Regions from separate parts of the Homo sapiens genome. Here region 1 is linked to region 2. Evidence: read pairs that join two places in POLR2A ChIA-PET (ENCODE). Cell type or tissue: MCF 10A. All regions are shown on one strand. Links, peaks and the distances in the headings refer to the core of each region. The heading gives the core; the rest is flanking DNA.

Evidence for each region. Peaks named below come from ENCODE experiments on the same cell type or tissue, not always from the same donor. Only the 100,000 strongest peaks of a DNase experiment are listed, where the experiment ranks them.
Region 1: POLR2A ChIA-PET joins it to region 2 with 14 read pairs; 1 of 35 experiments calls an interaction of 5 or more read pairs at or near these places.

Annotation. Positions count from the first base shown.
Region 1 is chr7:42,289,274-42,296,797 of GRCh38, forward strand. No RefSeq gene overlaps it. Among named protein-coding and RNA genes, the nearest start is that of GLI3, 56 kb to the left of the region's middle. In MCF 10A, for the core only: no CTCF peak of the experiment used is centred there; a DNase peak (open chromatin) is centred at 3,858.
Region 2 is chr7:42,667,683-42,675,206 of GRCh38, forward strand. It overlaps LINC01448 (long intergenic non-protein coding RNA 1448), which reads right to left. Exons shown (of 3, transcript NR_110833.1): 2 at 5,103-5,289. Among named protein-coding and RNA genes, the nearest start is that of LINC01448, 35 kb to the right of the region's middle. In MCF 10A, for the core only: no CTCF peak of the experiment used is centred there; a DNase peak (open chromatin) is centred at 4,109.

The sequences.
Region 1 (7,524 bases), core at 1,499-6,498, 380 kb before region 2:
CCTTTAGCAAGAAGGCCCTCACAAAATGCAGCTCCTTGACCTTGGACTTCTCAGCCTCTAAAACCGTAAGAAATAAATTCCTTTATTTTACAAACTGCTCACTTTCAGGAATTCCATAATAAGTAATAATGGAGTAAGACACCTGTTACTTTAGTGCTTCTCCCCACTTGGTTTTGTGCTCTATTCTTGTATCCGTTTGAATCCTGACCTCATTTTTTCTTTTATTTCTCAATCTTTGACATCTCTTTTGACATTTTGCTAAGCCCAAGATCATAGCTTTTCCTACTCCTACCACAAGTCATAAAATTTATTCATTTAAAGTTTACAATTCAACAGTATTTCGTATATTTATAGAGTTGTGCAATCATCACCCCAATCCATTTGAGAGCATGTCATCATCCCCCAAAGAAGTCCCATGTGCCTAATGGCTCACTTTTCATGGCCCTCCAAACCCCACCAGCTCATGGTAACCACTATTTGCTTTCTGTCTCTGTTGATTTGCCTATTCTGAACATTTCCTGCAAGTGGAATCACATAATTTGTGGGCTATTGGGTCTGGCTTTTTTCATTTACTGTAATATTTTCAAGGTTCATCCATGCTGTAGTGTCTATCAGTACTTTGTTCACTTATATTGCCAAATATTTCATTGTATGGATATGCCACCTTTATCTACATTCAACCGTTGATAGACATTTGGGTTGCTTTTACTCTTTGGCTCTTATGGATAATGCTGCTGTGGACATTTGTGTATAAATTTTTGTGTTAACACATGCTTTTATTCTTTCGGATATATAAGTAGGAGTGGAATTGTGGGATCATATGGCAACTTCGCATTTAACATTTTGAGGAATTGCCTAACTGTTTTCCACAGTGGCTGAGTAATTTTACATTCCCACCAGTAATGTGTAAGAGTTCCAATTTCTCCTCATCCTCGCTGATGCTTGTTAGTTTTTGCTTTTTTGATTATAGGCATCCTAGTGGGTGGGAAGTAGTATACCACTGTGGTTCTGATTAATCCATAGTGACTAATGATGTTAAGTATCTTTTTCTGACCTTATGGGGGCATTTTAATATCTTCTTTGGATCTATCCAGATTTTTTAAATCTGATTTTCAATTGGGTTGTCCTTTTATTATTGAGTTATAAGAGTTCTTGATAGATTCTGGATGCAATTCTTTTTATCAGATATATGATTTAGAATATTTTGTTTCATTCTGTGGGTTATTTAGCTTTGTAATGTCCTTTAAAGCACGAAAGTCTTTAATTTTGATGAAGTCCAGTTTATCATTTTTTTCATGTTGCTTGTGCTTTTGTTGTCATGTCTAAGAAGGTATTGCCTACCCCAGCGTCACAAAAATTTACTCCTATGTTTTCTTCTAAGAATTTTATCATTTTGGCAGTTACATTTAGGTCTATGATTCCCTTTGAGTTAATTTTTGTGCGTAGTATAAAGAAGAGGTCCAACTTTGTTCTTTTGTATATAGATAACCATTTCTTTTTATTTTTAATCATTTGCTTCATTATCCTGTTTCTGCAAACTAGTTTTTGTACTTTTGTTTTGGATTTTTTTGTCCACATGCTAGAAAGATATGAAAACCAATAGGTCCCATGTTTACATGTCATAGTTTCAGCCACCTGGGGGGAGGCTAAATCCTATTTGCAGTCTCAATGTCAAATTCTCACTCTGATTGGCCCAACTGATTAACGTATATGGCCCTCGACTCTCTTACAGTACTAGGGGGAGTCAATCATGACTACCAAGAACTCCCTCTTAAGCATGCAGATCCTGAGGCTGGGCAGATGCTCTTTAGGTATCCTATGCATGACTGTGGTTACTGCAGAAAGCAGTAGATCCACCAGATGAAAGGAGGCCATCAACGCTAAGGGCCATTCTCACCTATAACAGTCTTTCAAAAGACACAGCATACAGCAAACAGACCTGGTAAGGCCAGCTGTATAAGTGAAGAATCATCAAATACATAAATACATTAAACACTGAAATTGCTTAAACATTGTTCAGACATTTAAGGCATATTTTAGTCCCCAGTTAAAAAATGTGAAGGCAACCTGCTGTAATGTGTGGGTGAGGAGGCTTTGATTCAGGAGTCCGTTTAAATTGGAGGCCTGGCTTGAGCACATGCTGGCCATGTGATCCAGAGATCCTCACCTGCAAACTGTGCTTACGATGCCTGTCTTACTTACTTCATAGCACTTACGTGTGCCTAAAATTACAAAGCATGAGCGAGAGCATGTCAGACACTGTGAAGCACAATATTAATGTGAATGCCAGGTATTACTATGGGAGTAAAGGGGTGTGAGGCCAAGAACTTGAGAGAGGACACTGCAGTACAGAAGAAGCTGCTAACATGGTAGTTCAGGAAGCTAAAAGTGAGAGCAGGAGGCAAAAGATGGAAAGACTGAAAAAGATATAAACAGTTCCTCTACATTTCTTGGATTTTAAAAGGGATGTAACTATTATGCACTAGTGCCTCCAATGTGCAATCCATATGTGGGTAAAATATTTCTATTATGTATAGGGCAGGTTTCCCAACCTCAGTACTATTGACATTTGGACTGGGTAGTTCTCTGTTGTGGGGGCAGTCCTGTGTATGCTAGGATGTTTAGCAGCCTCTACTTACTAAATGCCTGCAGCATCCACCAGCTGGGACAATTTTGTCGCGATGCCCCTTGGTTGAGAATCACTGCTATAAGGGTAAGGATGGGAGAGTTAATTCCTTCTCCTCACTGATGTGCAAAATTTAACCTGCAAAATTCCATTACAGTAAGGTCCTAGTTAGATTGTATATTCCCTGTGCCTGCATCACTGGTGGCCCTCAGTGTTCTCCTAGGTTGATTGCATTACCTTCCTAGGTGGACATTTGGCCACTAGTTCCTATCAGTCAAACCTGTCAGGGCTGGGTTTGTTGGTTTCCCAAATGCTTTAGCAATTTGGGCCTTACGTACCTCTTTTCCCTCACCTCCTCTCACCATGCACCTTTGCCTCAGCTACAGTGAACTTCTAAGTCCTCTCAGGAGATGCTATGCCCAGATATAACTGTGCTTTTATACACACACTATTCTCCCAGCCAACAATGCCTTCTTCCACTTCTCTGCCTAGAAGACTCCTGTAATCCCTTTTAAGACCTAGCTCAAGTGTCATTTCCTCTGGGAATCCTTTCCTGATAACTTCAGGCAGAACTGGTGGCTCCATCCATTGCACTCTTTAGACACTCAGTTAATATTTTTTATTGCAGAACTTTTTATACTGGATTTTAATTATCCATTTTAATTATGTCTCTCTTCCCCAAAACAGACTGGATTCCTTGAGTGTAGGAACTGTACCTACTCCACTTGTCATGTCCTCTGCTCCTATCATGTTGTCTGGAACACAGTAGGTGCTTAGTACTGATCAGAGTAGACTAGAAGAATAAACGACTCTAAAGGTAGTCCATGGAAGTATTCATAGTCACAACCCATGCTCAGTTTGGGTAATTCATTTAGAGGTTTCAGTTCCCCAACAATTGATGAAGTTATTTGATTAGGAATATAGAAAAACAAGAAAGGATTTAAGTAGAGCAGAACCAAACAATCCTATGGGCAAGGTACATACAAAACTGTGCCCTAATTAATTTAAACATGCACATAGCTAATTACAATATGCAGAGTGCAGGTAAGATCTTGTTTAAACACTAATTCCTACTGGTTAATCATGGTGCCCAGAGGCCATGTCTCAGTTGGGATCCTGGTATGGGACTAAGCCCCACCCTCAGTGCCTGACTCACTGTCTCTTCTAGAATGTCAGCCACTCTGCATCTTCCCAATGCAAGTCCGTGTCCCACTCCCACAATCTGTTTCGTGCTTGTCTGTCCTCTGCGAGTTTGGCATTGCATCACTGTGTACCCAGGGAGAGGACTGGCAGCTACCTTCCTGGGTTGGAGTTCTGCTTTTGGTTTGCTGCCAGGCTGGCTGTGCTAACTGCTAGCTACATTCTCACCTGTGTGCTCCCTGACTGGCAATCCTTCATCCTGCTGCTGTCTACGACCCCCACGTTTGTGCTGTGTCCGTCTCGATGTGCTCAGGTCACTGCTGTACATCCACTGTTTGCTTTTCTCAGCACTTTGGGAGGGGCTGTTTATCCGGTCCTGTGGTTTCTGATGGGAAGAAATAGCTTCAGGGCAGAGCCTTATGAGAAACACTTCTTAGAAACAGACCTCTTTCTCCTGGTTTCTTCCTGCCATCCACAGTGAAGCCTCCTGTGCTGCATCTAGATGGTAGAAATTATTGTGCCTATCGCATGCCTCCACTTGGTCAGCTGGGATTGGGGAAGGCCTCAAAAATCTTTGAAAATCTTTGGCAGAAGAATGTGTACAGGGAAAAATAACCCAATAATATTTCCCTCCCATTCCATCTTCCCCCTACCGTTTGGGGAAAAAAAAGAGGGAAACACACACATGCATGTACATATGCATATATTTGTATGCTTACACATAGAATTTCTTTGGAAGGGCATATATGAAAATCATGGAATTGGTTGCTTATAAGAAAGGGGTATTGTGTAGGCGGAAGATGGGATGGGAGGGAAATGTTATTGTGTCTTATTTCATATCTTTTGACTTCTCAACCAAGGAAATGCATTATCTATTCCAAATCTTTAAGTAGGCAAATGCTATAAATGAAGAGTTCATAGAAAAAGAAACAGCAACATGTATAAATATGTGAAAAGATGCACACTTATTTTTAACAAAAGAAGTGCAAGTTTAAACTGGAGGCCAATTTTTACATATTTAATTGGCAAAGATCAAAACATTTAATAATACAGAGTATTGAGGAGAGTGTTGGGAAACAGATTCTCTCATACACTGTTGGTAGGATGTAAATTGATTCAACATTTTGGAGATCAGTAGCTATCAACATGCCCTGTGACCTAGCAATGCTTCTTCCAGAAACCTACCTACACATACTTTCATGTATCAGTGCACTGCATATAAAGGTGGTCATTATAAAGTTCTTTGTATTGGTAAATGACTGGAAGCAATCTAAATTCTATCAATAATGGGCTGGGCATGGTGGCTCATGCCTGTAATCCCAGCACTTTGGGAGGCCAAGGCGGGCAGATCACTTGAGGTCAGGAGTTCAAGACCAGCTTGGCCAACATGGTGAAACTCCGTCTCTACTAAAAATACAGAAAAAATTAGCCGGCTGTAGTTCCAGCTACTTGGGAGGCTGAGGCAGGAGAACTGCTTGAACCTGGGAGGTGGAGGTTGCAGTGAGCCAAGATCGCACCACTGCACTCCAACCTGGGCAACAGAGTGAGACTCCATCTCAAAAAAAAATTTTTTTTTATCAATAATAATAAAGAAATTATGGTAAATTTATACAGGTATAATATTGTCATTAAAAAGAACTTGCTACATTTGTATGTGCTTATATGGAAGAACCTCCAAGATATTTAGTTCAATGAAAAAGGCATGATGCAGAACAGTGTGAATACAGTATGTTTCTCTTTGTATAGTATGTTTTTCCTTTAGAAGGTCTCTCTCTCTTTGTTGCTTTCTCTTTCAACTATCTATCTCCTCCCTCTCCCCTTCCTTATCATCTCTCCATCTCTCTATCTGTATCTCTAACTGCTTAGGCATAGAAAAACTTTGAAAAGATAAACAAGAAACACTACCAGTTATCTCTAGTGATAGATGTTCCATTTTCACCATCCAGCCTTTTGCACTGCCTGAACCTTATCCTATGAAAAACATATATCACTTTTTATTTTAACATTTTTACTGTAAAATAAATTGCCAACTCTGTACATCTACTGTTTTCTTTTCCCAGCAGAACTTGCACAAAACAGAAAAGTACAGCTCAGTGGTATAGTCCAAAATGAGCGGTCATGCGACCACCATGTAGGGGCAAGGACAGTACTCTGCCTGCACTCTGGGAGCTGCTCTGTGAACTCACCGAGGCACCATCCTTCCCTTCTCCCAGAGATCACCATGATCCCAACTATGGTTGTAATCACCTCTTTGCTTTTCTTTCCCATCAAAGCACTGCAGTTTAGTTTTGCATATATTTTGAACTCTACATAAATGCATCAATCTAGTAAGATATTCTTTTGTTTGTAGCTTCTGCTGCTCAACATTATGTATTCGTGAAACTCATCAATGTTGCTGCATGTAACTGTATTCTGTTCCTTTTCATTACTGTACAGAATTCCAGTGTTTGGATAAATTATAATTTGTATATCTACTATTAAAGGACATTTCAGCTTACAGTTTGGGGTCATTCTAAACAATGCTGCTGTAAACATTCTTGTACCTGCCTCTTGGAGCAACATTTCTGTTAAATATTAATCAAGGGTGAAATGTTTTGATCATGGTGTGATGTATTTTCAATTTTAGTAGCTGACGTCAAAGAGTTTTCCAAAATAGTTGTACCATTTTCCCATTTTCCCAAGTGATGTATGTGAGTTTCTATTGCTCCACATCCATAATGACGGTTTATTTTTCTGTGTTTTCCCCACTTTAGCCATTCTGGTGAGTGTATAACAGTATACTATGGTGGTTTTAACTTTTAAAAACATTGTTTTCATTATTAGTGAGGCTGACCATCTTTTCACAAGTGTATTGGTTACCTGAATTTCTTATTTTTGTGAAGTACCTGTCCAAGGCTCTTGTCCAGTTTTCTCTTGAGTTGTGTATCTTGTCTTATTAATGTAGGCGTTCCTTGTGTGTTTTGGGCAAAAGCTTTATTTGGTTACATGTGTTACAAATATTTTTCTCTCATTCTGTGGCTTGCAGTTTTACTTTCTTTCAAGTTTCTTTTGTTTGTAGAAATTCTTCATTCTGAGAATTTTGTTTTCTTCTCTCATCTTTTTTCTTTTGTGGTTAGTACTTTCCCTACTTCAGTGTTATGAGGATTGTCTCTTGTATTATTTTTAATATTTTCTGTGCCATGGATTTCTTTTTTGAGACAGGGTCTTGCTGTGTCACCCAGGCTGGAGTGCGGTGGTGCCATCATAGCTCACTGCAGCCTAGACTTCCCAGGCTCAGGTGATTCTCCCACCTCAGTCTCCCGAGGAGCTGAGATTACTGGCATGCGCCACCATGCCTGGCTAATTTTTTTTGCATTTTTAGTAGAGATGAGGTTTCCCCATGTTGCCCAGGCTGGTCTCGAACTCCTGACCTCAAGTGATTTTTCTGCTTTGGCCTCCCATGGTGTGGGATTACAGGTGTAAACACCTCAGAAAAACATTTTAAATGTATAATATGAAATACACATGATTAAAAAGGAAGCTAATGTTGTCAAAATACAGTTGTTAAAATATTTTTAAAAGTCATTTTGTATAGTAATTTATGTGCTTTTTGTTAACATTAGATACCAAGCTCTAGCAATGGGTCAAATAACTACAATAATTTTGAAGTAAAACTGAGTGGAAGTGATATATAAAGCAATCTGCAACATCTGTAGTGTAAAATGAAAATACCTATGATTACTGTTGGTGCCAACTAGACAGGTGCTGCTAACACTACT
Region 2 (7,524 bases), core at 1,294-6,293:
TCTCCTAAACCCAACAATGAGGGTTGCCAAAAGCAGGAAAGAAATCAGATCCAAGAAACAGCTTCCAACTCAGGAAAGAGGCAAACACATTCCCAAAATCCCAGCAAAAGTAGTAGAGCTAGAGAACAATTAGCGCATTCTGGAGTAGGTCAGAAGTCTCCAAGAAAATGAAAACAATACAACACCTAATGTGTTTGAAGTGTTTACAGGTGGCTTTGTTAAACAGGAGAGAGTTTGGATACGTCATATTGTATGAAACTAAACAAATAAAAAAAAAGACAATTGTTGACTATATAGAAAATAGACATTTGTACAATAAGAAGAAGATATCATGGATATTAGATGATTAAATATAAAAGGATAGAAATAATGTACTAAACAAATTACCAAACAAAGTAAGTGTAGTTCTGTGAATTTCAGACATAATAGATTTCTCATATAAGATTATTTATTGGAGAGTAAAAAAGTTGCTACACAATGAAAAAATTTCACATTACTAGGAATCAAGTAACCTAATATCTCAAGTATACAAACAAAATTATTTTTTAAATTACAAAGAGAGGCCAGGTGTGGTGGCTCACGTGTGTAATCCCAGAACTTTGGGAGGCCGAGGAGGGTGAATCACCTGAGGTCAGGAGTTTGAGATCAGCCTGACCAAAATGGAGAAACCCCGTCTCTACTAAAAATACAAAATTAGCCCGGCGTGGTGGTGCATGCCTGTAATCCCAGCTACTCGGGAGGCTGAGGCAGGAGAATCTCTTGAACCCGGGAAGCAGAGGTTGCAGTGAGCCAAGGTTGTGCCATTGTACTCCAGCCTGTGCAACAAGAGCGAAAATCCATCTCAAAAAATAAATAAATAAATAAATAAATAAATAAAATTACAAAGAGAAACTGACAAATTCACTATCATAGTGGGAATCACTTAACATTTGTTATTGATAAGTCAAACTAACATCCCCAATAGTAGAGATACAGGAAATTTGAACAATACAATTTACAGGCTTGAGAGAGATAAATACATAGATAAGTAGATAGAAAACTAAGTACTCAATAATTAAAGAATATACATTTTCTATCTGCTTTATATACACTGTAATATTTATTACAACATTACATACTAAGCTCTTAAAAAATCTCAGCAAATCTGGTATCAGCCAGATTGTGTTTTCTGACAGCAATGGAACTAATTTACAAATCTAAAAACGAAAAGATGGCTAAGAAAAAGGCGCACGCCTGTAGTCCCAGCTACTACTCGGGAGGTTGAGACAGAAGAATCGCTTGAACCCGGGAGGTAGGGGGTTGCAGTGAGCTGAGATCACTCACTGCACTTCAGCCTGGGTGATAGAGCTAGACTCTGTCTCAAAAAAAAAAAAAAAAAAAAAAGACTGTATTTATACGGAAATTTTAAAATGTGCTTCTAAATAATGCACAAGTAAAAGTCAAAATCATATTTTAAAGTATGAACTACTGGAATGGAATGGTACATAAAAACTACATTTTAAAACTTAAAATGGGTTAAATCTAAAGTGTTTCTTAGAGGAAAATGTTTAGTCTTAAATGTCTTATTAGAAAGAAAGGAGAAATAAAATTAATGAGCTAAGTATTCAGCTAAAGAAGCTGCAGAAAGAATCACAAAATAAACTTTAAAAAAACAGATAGAAGAGGGCTGGGTGTGGTGGCTCACATGTGTAATCCTAGCATGGGATTTGGGAGGCTTTTGGGAGGCTGAGGCGGGCATGGTGGTGCATGCCTATAATCCGTGCTACTTGGGAGGCTGAGGCAGGAGAATCGCTTGAGCCAGGAGGCAGAGGTTGGAATGAGCTGAGATTGTGTCACTGCACTCCAGCCTGGGCAACAGAGTGAGACTCCAACTCAAAAAAAAAAAAGTAGATAGAGTAGATAGAAGCTATAAGTATGATATCAGATATTAATGAAATAGAAAATAAAATTTAAAACAATGAACAAAGCCTAAAGCTGGTTATCAGAAAAGAATTATGAGACAAAGCTCTAAGGACATTGCTCAAGACAAAAGGAAGAAAAGGCATACATGAACAATATAAAGAAAATGCTTTTAAAAGTCAACCTTAATCAACATATTTAAATACTTAGAAAATGGCATGTTTTTACAAAATATAACTTAGCAAATAGAATGCAAGAAAAATCTTGCAACATTAAGAAATTGAATCAATTGGTTAAAATCTTCCCAGAAAGAAAACACCAAGCCCAAAATATTGCACTGGAAAATTTTACCAAACTTTCAAATCACAAAGTATTCCAGTGTTATTTAAAGTCTTCCAGAGAGCATAAATGGTGGTGCACTCCTCACTCATTATATGATGAACCTAAGATTAGTATGACAAAATAAACAGAACATTATGTACAAGAAAATTATGTACAAGAACATTATGTACCACTCATAAATATGTATGCAAAAATCCTAAACATAATTTGACAGTACAAATTCACCAGCGTTAAAAATAAATATGCAATGGCTAAATTGAGTTTATCCCAGAAATGTAGGACTGATTTAAAGTTAAATAATCTGCAGATGTTGAAAATGGCAGGCCAGCTCTTTAGACTAAACTTCCTACTGAAAAGAATTTAAAATGCTGCATAGAAATCTTTTTTAAAAAAATCACCAAACTTCTGAAATAGTGTAAGAAATTCTTAAGCAAACATCTAAGAAAAGCAGGACAGTAGGAAGAGATCCAGAACAACTTCAGATACAATAAATATTATATACAGAAGAAGCATGGCAGAGCAATGGGAAAAGGATTTAATTCCTAGTGCTTGACCGATGGATTAATCTCATAGAAAAATAAATAAGAGACTTATACCCCTATGCCAACTGAAAAATTAATTCCAGATGAATTAAAGACTTAAAAATAAAACTTGATAACTTTGGAAGAGAAGGTGGATCTTTATTATCTCCAGGAAAAAAAGGATTCAGTAAATAAGATACAAAAAGCAAAACTCAAAAGAAAATAAATTCTGCTATGTACATATTATAAATATCTGTTTATGAAAGAATCTATTATTATTACGAAAGAACTTGTTATCATTAAACCTAAAAAGGTCACAAATTGGGCAAAGATATTCTCTTTTTTTTTTGAGACGGAGTCTCCCTCTGTCGCCCAGGCTGGGGTGCAGTGGCGCCATCTCAGCTCACTGCAAGCTCCACCTCCCGGATTCATGCGATTCTCCTGCCTCAGCTTCCCAGTAGCTGGGACTACAGGCGCCCGCCACCACACCCAGCTAATTTTTTGTATTTTTAGTAGAGACGGGGTTTCATTGTGTTAACCAAGATGGTCTCGATCTCCTGACCTCGTGATCCACCCACCTCGGCCTCCCAAAGTGCTGGGATTACAGGCATGAGCCACCGTGCCCAGGCAAAAATATTTTCAATGCATGATCTCCGAAAGGGATTATTATCTAATATTTTGAAAGGACTTATATAAATCAATTTTAAAAAGTAACATGAAAATTGGCAAGAATATAAATAGGCAACACATTAAAAAAAATGAAAACAAATTAACAAATGACATGATGCTCAATTTTGTTAATAATGAACCAAAGGCAAATTAAAATCATGACATACACTCTTAAACCCAAAAGATTGGTAAATTTTAAGAAATGAAAAACATTTTGTGAGCATGTAGAACAATGGGGATTCATACTCTGTTGCTGACAATGTAAACTGGTTCAACCATTTTAGAAAACAATTTGGCATTTTCTCTTAAATTTGGAGATATGCATAAGGTATGGCTCAGGAATTTTACTCTTATTTTATGTCCCAGAGAAATGCTTGCAAGCATATCCAATATGACATGTACATAACACCAGTATTTGTTGTAATAATAACTGGAAACAGCTGCTGTCTATAGGTATAGCCATGCAATAGAATACTATACATAGCGAAATATAATTACACTGGCACACATCTACATGGGTGAGTTGGGAAAATGAAAAGTTGAGACATCAATACAGTTGCCAAAGAAGACAGGTAGAACTGTTCCTTTTCCATAAAAGTCAAAATTATATGAAGCATCACAATATCTGTGTTTGGGAAAGCATTCTTATGAGGCAAAACCATACCAAAAGCAAGTGATTCATAAATGTAAATTTCACAATAGTGGAAACTTAGCTGGGGAAGGATGGGAGTAGTAACAATGAGAGGCACAAGAAGGTGTTTGACACTATTAGTCATGCTCTATTGCTTAAGCTTTGTCGTTTACTTGATTAATTGGATTGTTAAAAAGTAAAAACCTCATCTCAATTAGGGAAAAGCATCTCACCACAACCTGCAGGGATTTGCTCAGCTCAGCCCTCTCCACCTCTGCAGTTTCACTTACCACCTCTCTAACATATATTTATCATTTTCCAAACACACTGGCCTTCTTTTAGTTCCTCAAAAACTCCAAATGTTTTCCCATCTCTGTGCTTTTTCTGCTATTCCTTCTGCCCAGAAAATTTAGTGAAGACTCAGGAAAACCTGTCCCTGGGAAGCATAAAAAGGCCCCTCAGAACAATGTGAAACTCAGGCAGTGAAGACCATGCTCTCAGTGTTTAACTATCATGCTCCATCCAAATCAAGGAGTGTGAAAACCAGGAGAAGTCATGAGTATCTGGTCCAGTGCAAATTGGAGCAAAGTAGCAGCACATGCCTCAAGTCATGTTTCCTAGAAGATTCCTGCAAGACTGATAACAGCAGAACTTAATACAGAAAAGCAAATTCCAATAAATAAATGAAATCCTACACTTCATTCCCCTGGATATTTGTTTCCTGCTTGGCTCCAAAGCTCAGGGTGCAGGTTTGGCCCCAGAGTCAGGTGGGTGGCTGACATTCAGCACTAGCATTAGCTGTGCTGCACAGCAGCCTGGGTCAGGACTGGGCAGACTCCTCCAGGAGAAGCACTGCAGGAATTAGGATGGAAAAGTTAAGCAAGCAAACAAACAAAAAAACAACTTTGGAGTCGTTTTACCTCTAGGTGTAACTAACTTTGTGACCATGAGCAAGTGAAAACAGGAAGTTTAGGAAGAAACTTGAGCGTGTACTAAATGCCACCTCATCCTAAATGCTTTACATGTTGCTAATTACTCACCACAATCAAAATTTAAAGTGGATTTCACTGCATTGTGTTTCAGATGGATGACTTCACCATAGACATTATGTCACTTTTCTGAGGTTAGGAAGTAGCCAATCTAGGATCCACCTGATTCCAAGTCTGATGCTCTGTTAGCACATCCAGCTGTTTTCTATCAGATCTCTGTGGGCTTCAGTCTCCTCATCTATCAAAACAAACAAACAAATATGGGATTGCAACAAATGATACCTTCTGCCTCTTTCATATTTTCAGTCCTAGCAATGGCAATGCTGGTATCAGCTCCGTATTCCTCAGCTCTTTGCCTATGGTAGGGAAGACTCATGAAGACATTCATCATGTCAAGACCTTGCAGATTTGCTTTTGGACTTCCAAACTATTGTCCTCAAAGGAATGTGAAGAATAATGACTTCTTCAAAAGCTGGAGTAAATTTATAACATCTTAGGGCCTTTCCTTCAATTTGAAGGCCCCATTCTTGGTGCTGACAAATGCTGAATGAAGGTTGGCTGCCCCATGCTGGAACAATCACTAAAATGAACAATAGGAAGATGTTGAGGTCAAATGTATTAGTTTTCTGTTGCTATGTAATATATTACCACGAAACTTAGCAGCTTAAAGTAACACACATTTATTATCTCACAGATTCTGTGGGTCGGTATTCTGGAAACAGTTTCTGTGGGTCAGGATTCTGGACACAGCTTAGGTGAATTTCCTGCTTAGAATCTCACAAGGCTGTAATCAAGAGATTGCCTGAGCTGTGTTTTCACCTGGAGGCTCCACTAGGGAAGAATCTGCTTCCAAGTTCACTCAGACTGTTGGCAGATTAATTTCCTTGCAGTTTTAAGACTGAGGGTCCCAGCATCTTGCTGGTATTAGTTGGAGGCTCCCTCAGCTCCTGTAGGTTGCCCACAGATCCTGACTTTCACTCACGTCCATGTGAAGAGACCACCAAACAGGCTTGTGTGAGCAATAAAGCTTTTTAATCACCTGGGTGCAGGCGGGCTGAGTCCGAAACGGAGTCAGTGAAGGGAGATAGGGGAGGGGTCGTCTTATAAGATTTGGGTAGGTAGTGGAAAATTATAGTCAAAGGGGGTTGTTCTCTGGCTGGCAGGGGTGGGGGTCATAAGGTGCTCAGTGGGGGAGCTTTCGAGCCAGGAGAAGGAATTTCACAAGGTAATGTCATCAGTTAAGGCAGGGACCGGCCATTTTCACTTTTTTTGTGGTGGAATGTCATCAGTTAAGGCAGGAACTGGCCATTTTCACTTCTTTTGTGATTCTTTACTTGCTTTGGGCCATCTGGACGTATACGTGCACGTCACAAGGGATACCATGGCTTAGCTTGGGCTCAGAGGCCTGACACTAACCACACAGGCTTTCCCAAAATAGCCTGTTACTTCATCAAGCCCAGTGGCAGTCTCTAGAGTTCCATTTATGTTTACGTACATGAACAACTGCTTTTGCCTAGCACTAGGTATATGATGTGTCGTCCTTACTCCCAATTCCATTTTTTATAGGAGATTGGATACATAAATACCTAAAATTAAGTACCCAGTCAATCATGAAAATGTTCTGGAATTAGATAGTGGTGATGAGTGCACAGCTTTGTGAATGCACTAAAACCACTGAATGGCACAACTTAAAAGGATAAATGTTATGATGGATGAACTACATTCAACAAGAACAACTAAATCCTTCAAACTATTCATAAAGTGTACATGCAAAATAGAAATTTCATACCTGCAAGGATTTAGAGAATGTGCTTTTCATGTACCTATTCTTTAAAAGCTACTAAAGAATGTGCCTTGGGAAAACAAAAAATTCAATCAAAAAGAGGAGAACATAATACTTGAGAAACCATGAAGACAGATGACAGGTCCTAGGACAGGAGCTATACAGTAGGCTATGCTGCAGGAATGCAGTTGCAAATGCTGCCAAAATTCCCAGAAAGGATGGCCTGAATCCACCAGAGACACTCAGCCATAAATCCCCAGCAAGCAGCACACAGGGCATTTCTAGAGCCCAGACCTTCCCTAGAAAAGATGACACCACTGAAAAGGACTGACATTATTTAGAAACCCCCAGAAATCTAAGCTGGGGAATAAAACACAGACATTTGGCCTTCTGCCCATAAACTTGGATCCATTGGGGATTCTACTAAAACGATTCAAAACTTTACTCAGCCATTAACATGGTAGTTTGGTAAATTGGTTTTATAACTCATCTATCAACTTTTGCAAACGAGGCATATTTATTTCTCACAGTTCTGGAGGTTGGGAAGTCCATAATCAAGGTGCTAGCAGATTTGGTGTCCAGTGAGGACCCGCTTCCTGGTTCAAAGGCAGCCATCTCTTCACTGTGTCCTCACATAGTGGAACCGGCAAGGGAGCCCTCTGGGCTTCTTTTATAAGGGCACCAATCCCA